Regions from separate parts of the Homo sapiens genome. Here region 1 is linked to region 2. Evidence: chromatin loops called from intact Hi-C (ENCODE). Cell type or tissue: mesothelial cell of epicardium. All regions are shown on one strand. Links, peaks and the distances in the headings refer to the core of each region. The heading gives the core; the rest is flanking DNA. Region 1 holds the start of LOC124903677 (a long non-coding RNA gene). Region 2 overlaps ITGAL (integrin subunit alpha L).

Region 1 (6,997 bases), core at 919-5,918, 56 kb before region 2:
CGAGGTTATCTTTTATTATTATTATCATTATTATTATTTTGAGACGGTCTGTCTGTGTCACCCAGGTTAGAATGCAGTGGTGTGATCTTAGCTCACTGCAGCCTTGAATTCCTGGGCTCAAGCCATCCTCCCGCCTCAGTCCTGCATAGCTGGGACTACAAGTGTGCACCATTATACCTGGCTAATTAAAAAAAAAAAATTTTTTAGAGAAAAGTTCTCACTCTGTCACCCAGGCTGGTCTTTCTTTTGTTGTTATGGGTTTTTATTTTTGGAACCTGTCTCAGGAGCCCAGGCTGGTCTCAAACTCCTGACCTTGAGTGATCCTCCCATCTCAGCCTCCCAAAGTGCTGGGATTACAGGTGTGAACCACTGTGCCTGGCTGAGTGTCTTTTAAAAATGTAGGTTGCCAGGCGCAGTGGCTCATGCCTATAATCCCAGCACTTTGGGAGCCCAATGGGAGCAGATCACTTGAGCCCCAGAAGTTTAAGACCAGTCTGGGCAACATGGCGAAAACCCATCTCTACAACAATTAGCTAGGCGCGGTGGCTCACACATGTAATCTCAGCACTTTGGGAGGCCGAGGTGGGTGGATCACGAGGTCAAGAGATCAAGACCAGCCTGGCCAACATGGTGAAACCCCATTTCTACTAAAAACACAAAAATTAGCTGGGTGTGATTGCAGGCGCCTGTAGTCTCAGCTACTCAGGAGGCTGAGGCAGGAGAATCACTTGAACCCAGGAGGCGGAGGTTGCAGTGAGCCGAGATCACGCCACTGCACTCCAGCCTGGTCGACAGAGTGAGACTCCATCTCAAAAAAAAAAAAAAGAGAGAGAGATAAAGGCATGTCAGGCCAGGCAGTGACTCATGCCTGTAATCTCAGCACTTTGCTGAGTGACAGAAGAAGACTGACTCTGTCTCCAGAAAAAAACAGGCACGTTCAGAGAACAAAGATTCCATCCATTTAGCTGGAGCTAAGTGGGATCGTTTGCCTGTAGGGAAAGATGGGGGTTTGACTTTGAGAAGGTTGGTTTGCCATGGGCCTGGAAGGTCATGGGGGTACTGGCTATGAACACTTTTTTGAGACAGGGTCTCGCTCTGTCGCCCAGGCTGGAGTGTAGTGGCGTGATCTGGGCCCACTGCAGCCTCAACCTCCTGGACTCAAGTGATCCTCCCACCTCAGCCTCCCAAGTACCTGGGACCACACGCACTTGCCACCACGCCCAGCTAATAGAGCCCATGCCTCTATCTTAATGAGCCTTTGTTCTAGCTACTCTGTTCTATATAGGCTACACTTGCAAATCAAATTCCTCTGTCAATGACCTTCAATGCTATCTCTAAGAAATTCCTCCAGGAGTCTGTCTGTCCCATGCTAGAAGCCTCAGAACTGTGCCTCTGTGTTTTTATCCTGGACACAATCTGCCTAGAAGGTCTTCCCCAAACTCGTGTCAGCTGAATTCATACCTGGTATCTCTCTCCCCCAGCTTAGTGTAAACTTAGTGCAGGGACTTTATCTTGCCTCACCAATGTCTTCGCCACCCAAGAATAATGCTTGGCACACAAGAGGGGGCCAATACATTTTTATGAAATGAATGTAGACTTAGGATATGTGTCTGTTTTTTGATATGTTTCCTGAGTGGTCAGTGTTCTTCCCCAGGATTCCCTGACTCCAAACCAGCCCTCTGTTAGGGACAAACTGCCCAAGAAACCTTCTTGGTGCTGTCCACCCATCCCCCAAGCCTCTTTACATTTCTAAGCCCTTACCTAGGCACCACGGTGAAGCCAGCAGACTTTGCTTATCAGACCTTGCTGCAATAAGCAAACCCCAATTACAAACCACCCACACTGCACAGGGGGAGGTCATGGGAAACATAAACAAACTTTACCTACACCCTCCTGTAATAAACGTCACAAGGTAATATGTAGCAAAATTAACCAGCAAACAACCCCAGGATGCGGCCATACGAAAGAACTCCATCAAACTCCCCTCCCCAATATAAACCCCTCATTCTGTAAGCTTGGGGCTACTTCCTCTCTGACTGTTAAGGGAGCAGCCAGCAGGTTAATAAAAAGTTACCTGCCTAACTTTGGGTCTGTTTTTCCTTTCTCTTGGCTGACCTTACATTCTGGTGCCAAAACCCGGGAAGGGGATAGCCTCTGGCCAGGACTCACTCACTCACTCACTCTCTCTGTCTGTCTCCCTCCCTACTCCCTACCCTATCACCCCTCTTCCAGCCAATCTCCCCTTCCCTGAACCTGCCAAAGACCCAGAGAATCTCCTAGACTCTCCCATTGCTGACGACTTCATCCACCACCTCCACCAGGGTGAGTAAAAAGAGACTGTTGCCGTTCCTCAGAACCCTTGACCATCCATCTCTCCATTTCTGAAAGACCCAGCGCTGGGCCAAGGGCTTCCTCCGGCCTGTGGGCCTCTGGTTCCTCCATTTTAGGGATGCCTGACACGGCAGTTACCTCCTCTATTCCGGACAAGTTCCGCAAGAAAGGGGACGCCCTCTCCCACCGTCCTTGTCAGCAGCAGTCTCTTCTTCCTCTACCCCTACCTCCTCCATTCCGCAATCTCAATGCTCTCGGGCTCCATTCAGAGGTCCGTTCTTTTTTTTTTTTTTTGAGACGGAGTCTCGCTCTGTTGCCCATGCTGGAGTGTAGTGGCATGATCTCGGCTCACTGCAAGCTCCGCCTCCTGGGTTCACGCCATTCTCCTGCCTCAGCCTCCCGAGTAGCTGGGACTACAGGTGCCCGCCACCACGCTCGGCTAATTTTTTGTATTTTTAGTAGAGACGGGGTTTTACCGTGTTAGCCAGGATGGTCTCGATCTCCTGACCTCATGATCCGCCCGCCTCGGCCTCCCAAAGTGCTGAGATTACAGGCGTGAGCCACCACACCCGGCCCAGAGGTCTGTTCTAAGAGGCTTATCTTTTACTGCAATACCACATGGCCTCAATACCAACTGGACAGTGGCTCCCAATGGCCCAAAAATAGCACTTTACAACTTTTGCCATCACAGTGGGAAATGGTCTGAGATTCCTTATGTTCAGGTTTTCTTTAAGGGAGGAGACCACCCCTCATATTGTTTTATGCCCAATTTCTGCCTCCAAAGAAAGAAGAAGTAAAAGGCAGAAATGAAATCCACAAGCAGACAGCCCAGTGCCACACACTGGGCCCGGTAGTTAAAGATCGACCCCTGACCTAATCGGTTATCTTATCTATAGATTACAGACATTGTATAGAAAAGCACTGTGAAAATCCCTGTCCTGGGCTGGGCGCGGTGGCTCACGCCTGTAATCCCAGCACTTTGGGAGGCCGAGGCGGGTGGATCACAAGGGCAGGAGATTGAGACCATCCTGGCTAACATGGTGAAACCCCGTCTCTACTAAATGTACAAAAAATTAGCCGGGCGTGATGGCGGGCGCCTGTAGTCCCAGCTACTTGGGAGGCTGAGGCAGGAGAATGGTGTGAGCCTGGGAGACGGAGCTTGCAGTGAGCAGAGATCGCGCCACTGCACTCCAGCCTGGGTGACACAGCGAGACTCTGTCTCAAAAAAAAAGAAAATCCCTGTCCTGTTCTGTTCCGATCTAATTACCGGTGCATGCAGCCCCCAGTCATGTGCCCCGTGCTTGCTCAATAGATCACAACCCTCTCACGTGGACCCCCTTAGAGTTGTGAGCCCTTAAAAGGGATAGGAATTGCTCACTCGGGGAGCTTGGTTGTTGGAGAAGTGAGTCTTGCTGAAGCACCTGGCCGAATAAAGCCCTTCCTTCTTTAACTCGGTGTCTGAAGGGTTTTGTCTGCAGGTTGTCCTGCTACATCTTCACTCTCTGTAACTGCCATTCCCTCTGTCAGTCTTGTTCTACTTTCTAAATCCTCCTTGTCCGCTCCAAATCTGACTCGCCTCCTATCCTCCTCCCCACAGCCCCAGCTTAGGACGATTCCTCTTCCTTTGACTCTGCCAATTTTCCCCCTCCCCGACAGCATCACGATCCTCCACAGGAGCATCCTAATCCTCCACTGTATGTCCCCGTTCCAGCTCTACCCTTCTCCCCGTCTCTCAAACCACCCCGCTTCTGACTCTGGTTCCTCTCCGTCTCCACCCCTCACCCGCTCTTGGGCCCAACATGTTCAGCAACCAGCTCCCTTACTTCCCCTTCAGGAAGCAGCAGGAGCTGAAAGTATTGTTAGAGTTTATGTTCCCTTCTCCCTCACTGATCTCTCTGTAATTAACAAAAGACTTGGTTCATTTCCAGAAGACCCTACCTCTTATATTAGGAAGTTTCAGTACCTTACCCAGTCTTATGAACTAACCTAGCATAACCCCTACATCATCCTCTCTTCTACCCTCACCCCAGAAGACCGAGACCATAACTGGACCCTAGATCAGGCACATGCTGATACCATTCATCACCAGGCTCCTGCCCAGCCTACTGGTGCAAAGGCAGTCCCCAACCAGGACCACCCTAGGATTATCAAGACGGGGCCTCTGGACGCCACCATTGAGACCACATGATTGTATGTCTCTTTACAGGACTCCAAAAGTTTGCCTATAAAGCGGTAAACTATAAAAAACTTTCAGAAATCACCCAAGGTTCCTAACGAAAACCCAGCCCTTTTTCTCTCTGATTTAACTGAAGCCATGAGAAAATATACCAACCCAGACCCAGCCAGCCCAAAAAGAAACACTATTTTAAACCTTCAGTTTGTCTCCCAATATTTTAAACCTTCAGTTCATCTCCCAATCCACTCCCAATATTTGATGCAAGTTTCAGAAGCTTGACAATGGCCCTCAAACCCCACAATGAGACCTTCTTAATTTAGCCTTCAAAATCTTTAACAATCATAATGAGGAAAATAAAAGGCAAAAACAGGCAAAGTTTCAAATGCTTGCCTTTGCCATTAGAGGCCCTGCAGGCCCACGGGACCGCAGCTCCACATGGAAGCCTCCTAACAATTCACTTCCACCTGGCACCTGTTCCAAGTGTGGCAATAAAGGCCACTGGTCCAGACAATGCCCAAACCCAGGAAAGCCCACCAGGCCATGCCCCCTCTGTGGAGGACCCCACTGGAAGTCAGACTGTGAGTGGCCCCAGCAAGGACTGCCCCCATCCCCTCCTGAGCCAGCCAAAACCTCCTACTCGGATTTCATCGGCCTTGCCACTGAAGACTTGACGGTGCCCTGGAATGAACGCCCCCAGCAACTACCATCTCTTCATTCAAGCCAAAATAACCCTAATGGTGGCAAATGGGCCAGTATATATATTTTTTAAATTAATACCGGGACAAACTACTCTGCTTTACCTAATTTTTCAGGACCCACCCAGTCCTCCCAGGTCTCTGTTGTAGGAATTGATGGACAAGTCACCAAACCCCGAGCCACCCCTCCACTCTTCTGCTCCCTGCACAGTTTTTCCTTCACTCACTCTTCCTTAGTCCTGCCCTCATGTCCAACTCCGCTCCTGGGCAGAGATACCCTTTTCAAAACTCCACACTATTCTCCACCTCCATGGTAACCTACTTAGAAATTCAACTTCCCCTGGGGCCTGGACTGTGACCCCAGCCTGAGCAGCATTAATAATCTACCCCCCGCGCTCTTCCAAACGAGAAATCCTTTCCTTCCCAGGGTTAGCAGGCTTCTTTAGAATATGGATTCTCAACTTTACCCTCCTAGCTTGCCCCCTCTATAAAGCGGCCAAACACCCTCTCGATGAACCCCTAAAACCCTCACATAACATACTCCCCAGCTTCTACAAACTCAAAACCGCTCGTCACTGCACCAACTCTGTCCTTACCTATTATCTCCCAACCTTTCACTCTCCATACTTCCAAAAACTGAGGAATAACCCTCGATGTCTTAGGACAACAGGAAAAAAATCCTCCTTCTTTTGCCCCTGTAACTTACCTCTCTAAACAACTAGATGACACAGTCAAAGGGTGGCCAACCTGCCTTAAAGCACTAGCAGTGGTGGCCATTTTAGCTCTAAAAAGCAGGAAACTAACTTTCAGCCAGAATACCACCGTCTGCAGTCCTCATAATCTACAAGATCTCCTCTCCTCCTGAGCATTAGGCTCCCTTTCTCCTTCATGGATTCAATCACTCCATGCCTTTTTTTTTTTTTTTTTTGAGATGGAGTTTCGCTCTTGCCTCAGTGTCTTGCATAGCTGGGATTACAGGCGTGTGCCACCACGCCTGGCTAATTTTTGTATTTTTAGTAGAGAGGGGGTTTCACCATGTTGGCCAGGCTGGTCCCGAACTCTTGACCTCAGGTGATCCACCCGCCTCAGCCTCCCAAAGTGCTAGGATTACAGGCGTCAACCACCGCGCCCGGCTTACTCCATGCCTTCTTTATCGAAAATCCCAAATTCAGTCTTTTCAAAAGTGCTCCCCTCAACCCAGCATCCTTACTCCCTGTATCTTCTTCCCCTTCTACTCATTCTTATACTAACATCCTAGATCACCTGCAGCCACACTTTCTAAACATTTCCTCCCAGCCTCTCACCAACCCCAATGACCAGCTATTTATAGATAGCTCCTCTTCCGTACCCACTGGCTCCCCCAAAATTGCTGGGTATGCAGTTGTTTTCCTTGGCCGAGTAATTGAAGCTAAACCCCTACCTCCAGGAACCTCCTCTATCCCTCCTCTCCACAATATACAATGCAATCCCTGCCTCAGCCTGTAACTGGACTTCCACCCAAGTAACCTACCATCCCGAAATCCTCATTAACAGCCCCCTCGAACTCGACATGCAGGCATTAACAGAAATCTCCCCTCAGTTAGCTAATGAGTTGGGTCCAGCTGTTACAACCTTACATCCCTATTTACGCAACCTATCCCCCTACCACAGCTGTGATAAACCCGTATTAGGAGCCATAACAACCCACAAAATCTTATCCTATCCAGCACTGCTGTGCATCCAATGACATCTACCCTCTGGCATTCCCCTCAGCCACCTGAATTCCAAACTGCAACTTTACCCTACAACTCAAACC
Region 2 (6,800 bases), core at 1,801-6,800:
TCCCACCTCAGCCTCCCAAGTAGCTGGGACTACAGGTATGTACCACCACATCTGGCTAACTTTAAAATTTTAATTTATTTATTTTTATTTTTGTAGAAACAGGGTCTTGTCATGTTGCCCAGGCTGGTCTTGAACTCCTGGCTTCAAGCAATCATCTTGCCTCAGCCTCTCAAAGTGCTGGGATTACAGGCATGAGCCACCGCACCCCAGGGATTCCCATTTATAAAATAAAGCTTGTAGTATCTCAGCAGGTGGTCATGAGGAAAGGGAGGTCATATCTATAAAAAGTTTGGCGCTGCCTACCAGGTGCAGCGGCTCACGCCTGTAATCCCAGCATTTTGGGAGGCCGAGGCGGGTGGATCACCTGAGGTCAGGATTAGAGACCAGCCTGGCCCACATGTCGAAACATGGTCTCTACTAAGAATACAAAAATTAGCTGGGTGTGGCGGCAGGCACCTGTAATCCGAACACTTTGGGAGGCCGAGGTGGGTGGATCACCTGAGGTCAGGAGTTCGAGACCAGCCTGACCAACATGGTGAAACCCCATGTCTACTAAAAATACAAAAATTAGCTGGGCATGGTGGCACATGCCTGTAATCCCAGCTACTCGGGAGGCTGAGGCAGGAGAATCCCTTGAACCTGGGAGGTGGAGGTTGCAGTGAGCCGAGATCGTGCCACTGCACTCTAGCCTGGGCCATAAGAGCGAGACTCTGTCTCAAAAGAAAAAAGAAATATTGGCACTGGACCCTGCATACAGTCTTTCCCCAGTGAGGATTTGCTATTGCCTCTCTGTCGTTCTAAAAGTTTGATCGCCACGTGACCAGACAGAGAAAGCCTTCAGAATAACTGGGAGCTGCGAATCTCTGCTGCTCTCCCTCCTCCCTCTCAGCTCCAGATCCTGGCCCCACCTGTCTTCTCTGGTAGATAAACACCCGGCCTCCTCTCTGCTCCCCATAGAACAGTGGGGCACCAATCAGCAGCAGCTCTGTCTCCCCATCTTGGTCCACGTCGACGCCACACAGCTCCCCACCGAAATAAGAGCCAATCTGTGGGGAGAGGCAGGTGTTTGGGGAAGCGCCTGTGGGAACAGCAGGGGTTGGCAGGGAGATACCTGTACCGTGTTCATCTTGTGCCACTCCCTCAAATGCAGGTTCCAATCTTGGATCCACCCCTAGTCTATGTGCGTTAAGACAAGGTGGGCTCTTTGAGGTTCAGTTTCTTAAACTAGAGAGGGAGATGACAGGGCTTACCTCTGTGTGTTATGAGGGATAAATGTGATCATGTTTAGCACAGGGGCTGCCACATGGTAAGTGGATGAGCATTCAAAGGACAGAAGGGAGTGTGATGTGTGTCCCGCCAGTCCCTGGTCTGCAGATGCCCTCGGACTGGGCGCACCTGGGTCCCATGGATTGTCTGGACCTGGCTCCAGTGTCCTCCGCCCTGTGGCTCTTGGAACAGCAGCACTCGGCCCATGTGCTGGTATCGAGGGGCTCCCGAGGCCAGCAACGAAGTCTTTTGCCGGGAGGGCAGCCAGGTCACGGTGTAACCTGAGGAAAGTGTGTGGGGTGTGGAGTTAGGAACACAGGATGCTGGAAGAACACCCAGCAGGAGAGGGGCAGGGGCCCCAGGGAATTGGGTTAGTAGCAGAGATGCATGGAAACAGCTGAAGACCTTCTCCTGAGAAAAGCATCCATGTGCTCCCAGCCAAACAAATCCTGCCATCTTGGGGATGGCATGTCTTCAACTGTGGGTGACATGCACACCCAGGGAAAAGCAGCTATGCACAACAAGTGGAGCGTGGAGCCTCTTCTGAGCCTCAGTTTACCTGAGGATTAGTAAGGAAGACTCCATTCTTTCTTCTTTTTTAGAGACAGAGTCTCGCTCTCTTGCCCAGGCTGGAATGCAATGGCGTGATCTCAGCTCACTGCAACCTCCGCCTCCCGGGTTCAAGCAATTCTCCTGCCTCAACCTCCCAAATAGCTGGGATTACAGGCGCCCAGCCACCACACCCAGATAATTTTTTGTATTTTTAGTAGAAACAGGGTTTTGCCATGTTGGCCAGGATGGTCTCAAACTCCTGGCCTCAGGTGATCCACCCACCTCAGCCTCCCAAAGTGCTGGGGTTACAGGCATAAGCCACTGTGCCCGGCCTCTTTTTTCTTAAATAATAAATTAAAATGGGAGTCCAGGTGCGGTGGCTCACGCCTGTAATCCCAGCGCTTTGGGAGGCCGAGGCAGGTGGATCACAAGGTCAGGAGATCGAGACCATCGTGGCTAACACGGTGAAACGCCGTCTCTACTAAAAATACAAAAAATTAGCTGGACGTGGTGGTAGGCGCCTGTAGTCCCAGCTACTTGGGAGGCTGAGACAGGAGAATGTGAACCTGGGAGGGGGAGCTTGAAGCGAGCTGAGATTTCGCTACTACACTCCAGCCCGGGCGACAGAGCGAGACTCCGTCTCAAAATAAATAAATAAATAAAATAAAATAAAATAAAATAAAATAAAATAAAATGGTATATATTAGTCAGAAGAATGCAAAGTTGGCATGGATATTAAAAATAAAGCATGTCTGGGCCAAGTGCAGTGGCTCACACCTGTAATCCTAACATTTTGGGAAGCCGAGGTAGGAGGATCACTTAGGCCAGAAGTTTGAGACCAGCCTGGGAAACATAGTGAGACCCCGTCTCTACAAAAAATTACAAAAACTAGCCAGGTGTGGTGATGCACACCTGTGATCCCAGGTACTAGAGAGGCTGAGAGGCAAAAGGATTGCTTGAACCCAGGAGTTCAAGGCTGCCTTGAACTACGATGGTGCCATTACACTCTAGCCTGGGTGACAGAGTGAGACCCTGTCTCTAACAAAATAAAATAAAGCAGGAAACTTGAAAAATTTTCATGCTTAAAGATATCATGTTGCCGGGCGCGGTGGCTCACGCCTGTAATCCCAGCAGTTTGGGAGACCGAGGCAGGCGGATCACGAGGTCAGGAGATCGAGACCACGGTGAAACCCCGTCTCTACTAAAAATACAAAAAATTAGCTGGGCATGGTGGCGGGCACCTGTAGTCCCAGCTACTCGAGAGGCTGAGGCAGGAGAATGGCGTGAACCCAGGAGGCGGAGCTTGCAGTGAGCTGAGATAGCGCCTCTGCACTCCAGCCTGGGTGACAGAGCAAGACTCCGTCTCAAAAAAAAAAAAGATACCATGTTGGCCGGGAGCGGTGGCACACGCCTGTAATCCCAGCACTCTGGGAGCCCAAGGCGGGTGGATCACCTGAGGTCAGGAGTTTGAGACCAGCCTGGTCAACATGGTGAAACCCCATCACTACTAAAAATACAAAAAATTAGCTGGGCGTGGTGGCGGGCACCTGTAGTCCCGGCTACTCAGGAGGCTGAGGCAAGAGAATCAGTTGAACCTGGGAGGTGGAGGTTGCAGTGAGCTAAGATCGCGCCACTTCACTCCAGCCTGGGCGACAGAGAGACTCAGTCTCAAAAAAAAAAAAAAAGAAAAAAAAGATATCATGTCAGTGTCAGGCTGTCTTCATCTTCAACTTCCTGTAATGAGGTTCTTTCCTCTAAGATACCAGGACAACCTCTATTGAATGTTCGAGGAAACACTGCAGGAAATTGGACCCAAGATTGGGCTAGAGCCAAGAGCCACCAGCAAGAATCCTCTGAGATGAGTCACTGACCCCATCTGATGGTCTCTGTGCAGAGCAGTTGAAAGTGAGTGAAGAAAACAGAGCTGTCCAAGGCCCTACAGCACATGGAAGGAAGAGTGAAGAGACGGAACCGCTTCCCTATTGTCGTATGGAGTCTGGAAGCACAAGGGTTAAGAACTCCAAATTCTTGAACTCCATGAGACAAGGTTTAAATCCTAGTGCTACTGCTTCCTAGCTGTGTAGTAGTTAAGTAAATTGCTTCATGCCTCTGTGCCTCAGTTTTCTCATCTACAAAAAGGGAAGAGGCTGGACATTGTGGCTCACGGCTATAACCTCAGCACTTTGGGAGGCTGAGGAAGGGGGATTGCTCAAAGCCAGGAGGTCAAGGCAGCAGTGAGCCAAGATGGTGCCACTGCACTCCAGCCTAGGTGACAAAGTGAGACCCTATGTCTAAAGAAAAAAAAAAGGAACAGTACCAATCTCATGGGGTGTGTTTTGAGAGTTAAATAAGACATGTATATAAAATGCTTAGTGCTACACTAGTGATAGCTAAACTGAGATCTGAAGGATAAGTAGCATAGTAGACACTCAGGATTCTGTTTATTTATCTATCCACATATATGTATATATTTATGTGTGTGTATAGTGGGGTGGGTGTCTAACTAGAGATTAAACTTTTTTTCTTTTTTCTTTTTTTTTGAGACAGAGTTTTGCTCTGTCACCCAGGCTGGACTGCAGTGGTACGATCTCGGCTCACTGCAACCTGTACCTCCAGAGTTCAAGAGATTCTCCTACCTCAGCCTCCCGAGTAGCTGGGATTACAGGTGCATGCCACCATGCCTGGCTAATTTTTTGCATTTTTATAGAGACGGACTTTCACCATGTTGGCCAAGCTGGTCTCGAACTCCTGACCTCAAATGATCTGCCAGCCTCAGCTTCCCAAAGTGCTGGGATTACAGTGTGAGCCACCACACCCAGCTAGAGATTAAATTTTAGAGTCATTTCTTCTTTTTTTTTTTTCACTGCAACCTTAACCTCCCAGGCTCAAGTGATCCTCCCATCTCAGCCTCCCAAGTAGCTGGGACCACAGGCATGCACAACCATGCCCAACTAATTTTTTTTTTTTTTTTGAGACAAAGTCTCTCTCTGTCACCCAGGCTGGAGTGCAGTAGTGCAATCTCGGCTCACTGTAACTTCCGCCTCCCAGGTTCAAGTGATTCTCCTGCCTCAGCCTCCCAAGTAGCTGGGACTACAGGTGCGTGTCACCACGTCCAGCTAATTTTTTTGTGTTTTTAGTAGAGACGGGGTTTCACCATGTTGGCCAGGCTGGTCTTGAACTCTTGACCTCAGGTGCTCTTGGACAATTCAAGAGGAGGAAGCCTTAAAAAGGAGTGGCCAGTCCTCTTACTAATAAGGCAGGTTGTTTTAAAATGTGCCTGGGATTTAATATATAGGTGTGACTGATGATACAGAGAGTCACTGTCATTGAAAGAAGTTTACTAGCCACAGTTCCAAGAGGGAGTAGGCACTGGATGCCATGCAGGGCCAGAGAGGGAAACACTACATTAGTGAAGAGGCAGGAGGAGCCAGGGAAGAGCATGGCCCAGAGCTCTTCTTGTGGTTTCCACAAGGAAGGGTGGCGAGCTAGGTTGGCAAGTTCAAGCAAGTTTAGGATTGCACAGTTTGAATAATTTTGGCTGGCTCTGGGCTATAGCGGTGGCCTCTGGTTGACTGATGCCTGGCTCTGAGCTGATTTAGGGCAGAGGAACTATCGGCTTATTGTGTAAGGATTAGACAAAGGAGGTGGCTGAGGATATGGGCTCGGAATTGGCTGGTTTGCATATAAAAGGCCTTTTTTTTTTTTTTTTTTTTAAGACGGAGTCTCGCTCTGTCATCTTGGCTGGAGTGCAGTGGCATGATCCTCAGTTCACTGCAACCTCCGCCTCCTGGGTTCAAGCGATTCTCCTGCCTCAGCCCCCTGAGTAGCTGGAATTAAAGGCACCCGCCATCATGCCCGACTAATTTTTGTATTTTTAGTAGAGATGGGGTTTTGCCATGTTGGCCAGGCTGGTCTCGAACTCCTGACCTCAGGTGATTCACCTGCCTCAGCCTCCCAAAGTGCTGGGATTACAGGTGTCAGCCACTGTGCTCGGCCCTGTTTGTTGAGACAGAGTCTTGCTCTTTTGCCCAGACTGGTGCGCAGCTGCGTGATCTCCACTCACTGCAACCTCCTCCTCTCAGGTTCAAACGTTTCTCCTGCCTCAGCCTCCAGAAGAGCTGGGACTACAGGCATGCGCCACCATGCCTGGCTAACTTTTGTATTTTTAGTAGAGACAGGGTTTCACCATGTTGGCCATGCTGGTCTTGAACTCTTGACTTCAGGTGATCCACCTGCCTCAGCCTCCCAAACTGCTGGGATTACAGGCATGAGCCACTAGGACCAGCTACAAGGCATATTCACAGGCAAGTTGTTTACTATCTCTAGGAATTTGCCTACCCTGGGAGAGGTAGTCTTTTCAGGATTAGCACGGCCCCAAGATGTCAAAGCATCAGAAAATACAGACAATAAATTATGAATGTTATAGCCATATTTAAACTCTGACTTTGTTCATGCTGGTTGCTTAACTGCTTTCATTATTGTTTTGGAAGCCAGGCTGAGCGACCATCTGACCTCAACAACCAGAAGATCCCAGCAGAAAAGAGAAGTACTCACCCAAATAGCCTGCTCTCACTTCTGGTGTCAATGGTTCATTCCCAATAAATGTGTCATCCTGCAGGTCTGCCTTCAGGTCAAGAAAGCCCCCAGCCCAGTCCTTGGCTCCTACTGCCCCCACGACTGCATGGCCCTGCCCAGGGAAGGAGATGAGCGGGTCAGCTACCCACCGACCCACCCCCCAGAGCCAACTGCACTCCCTGCAGCCCATTGCTCCAGCCCAGCACGCACCCTGCTGAGGTCAGCACTGATGCCGCTGGAGGACAGCTCCATGTTGAAGGAAGTCAGGTCCTGTTTGCTTGTGCCTGGGGAACAAAGCAGAGAACAGGTGAGACCCAACAGCAGTAAATGCAGTGAAAAAAATTCATGGCAGGACGGGGAAGAAGTGAGGTATTTACTTCTGGGTAAGGTAGAAGGCATGCATGTGA

What was found. Hi-C counts contacts between places; a loop is a spot of excess contacts. Peaks named below come from ENCODE experiments on the same cell type or tissue, not always from the same donor. Only the 100,000 strongest peaks of a DNase experiment are listed, where the experiment ranks them.
Region 1: it touches region 2 in a loop (35-fold over the local background); 2 of 110 quality-filtered maps call a loop at or near these places.

The regions. Positions count from the first base shown.
Region 1 is chr16:30,543,442-30,550,438 of GRCh38, reverse strand. It overlaps LOC124903677 (a long non-coding RNA gene), which reads left to right and starts at 2,176. Exons shown (of 2, transcript XR_007065050.1): 1 at 2,176-2,322. In mesothelial cell of epicardium, for the core only: no CTCF peak of the experiment used is centred there; no DNase peak of the experiment used is centred there.
Region 2 is chr16:30,488,959-30,495,758 of GRCh38, reverse strand. ITGAL (integrin subunit alpha L) reads right to left here. Exons shown (of 31, transcript NM_002209.3): 10 at 6,604-6,677; 11 at 6,373-6,505; 12 at 1,396-1,547; 13 at 909-1,046. Among named protein-coding and RNA genes, the nearest start is that of ITGAL-AS1, 7.2 kb to the left of the region's middle. In mesothelial cell of epicardium, for the core only: no CTCF peak of the experiment used is centred there; no DNase peak of the experiment used is centred there.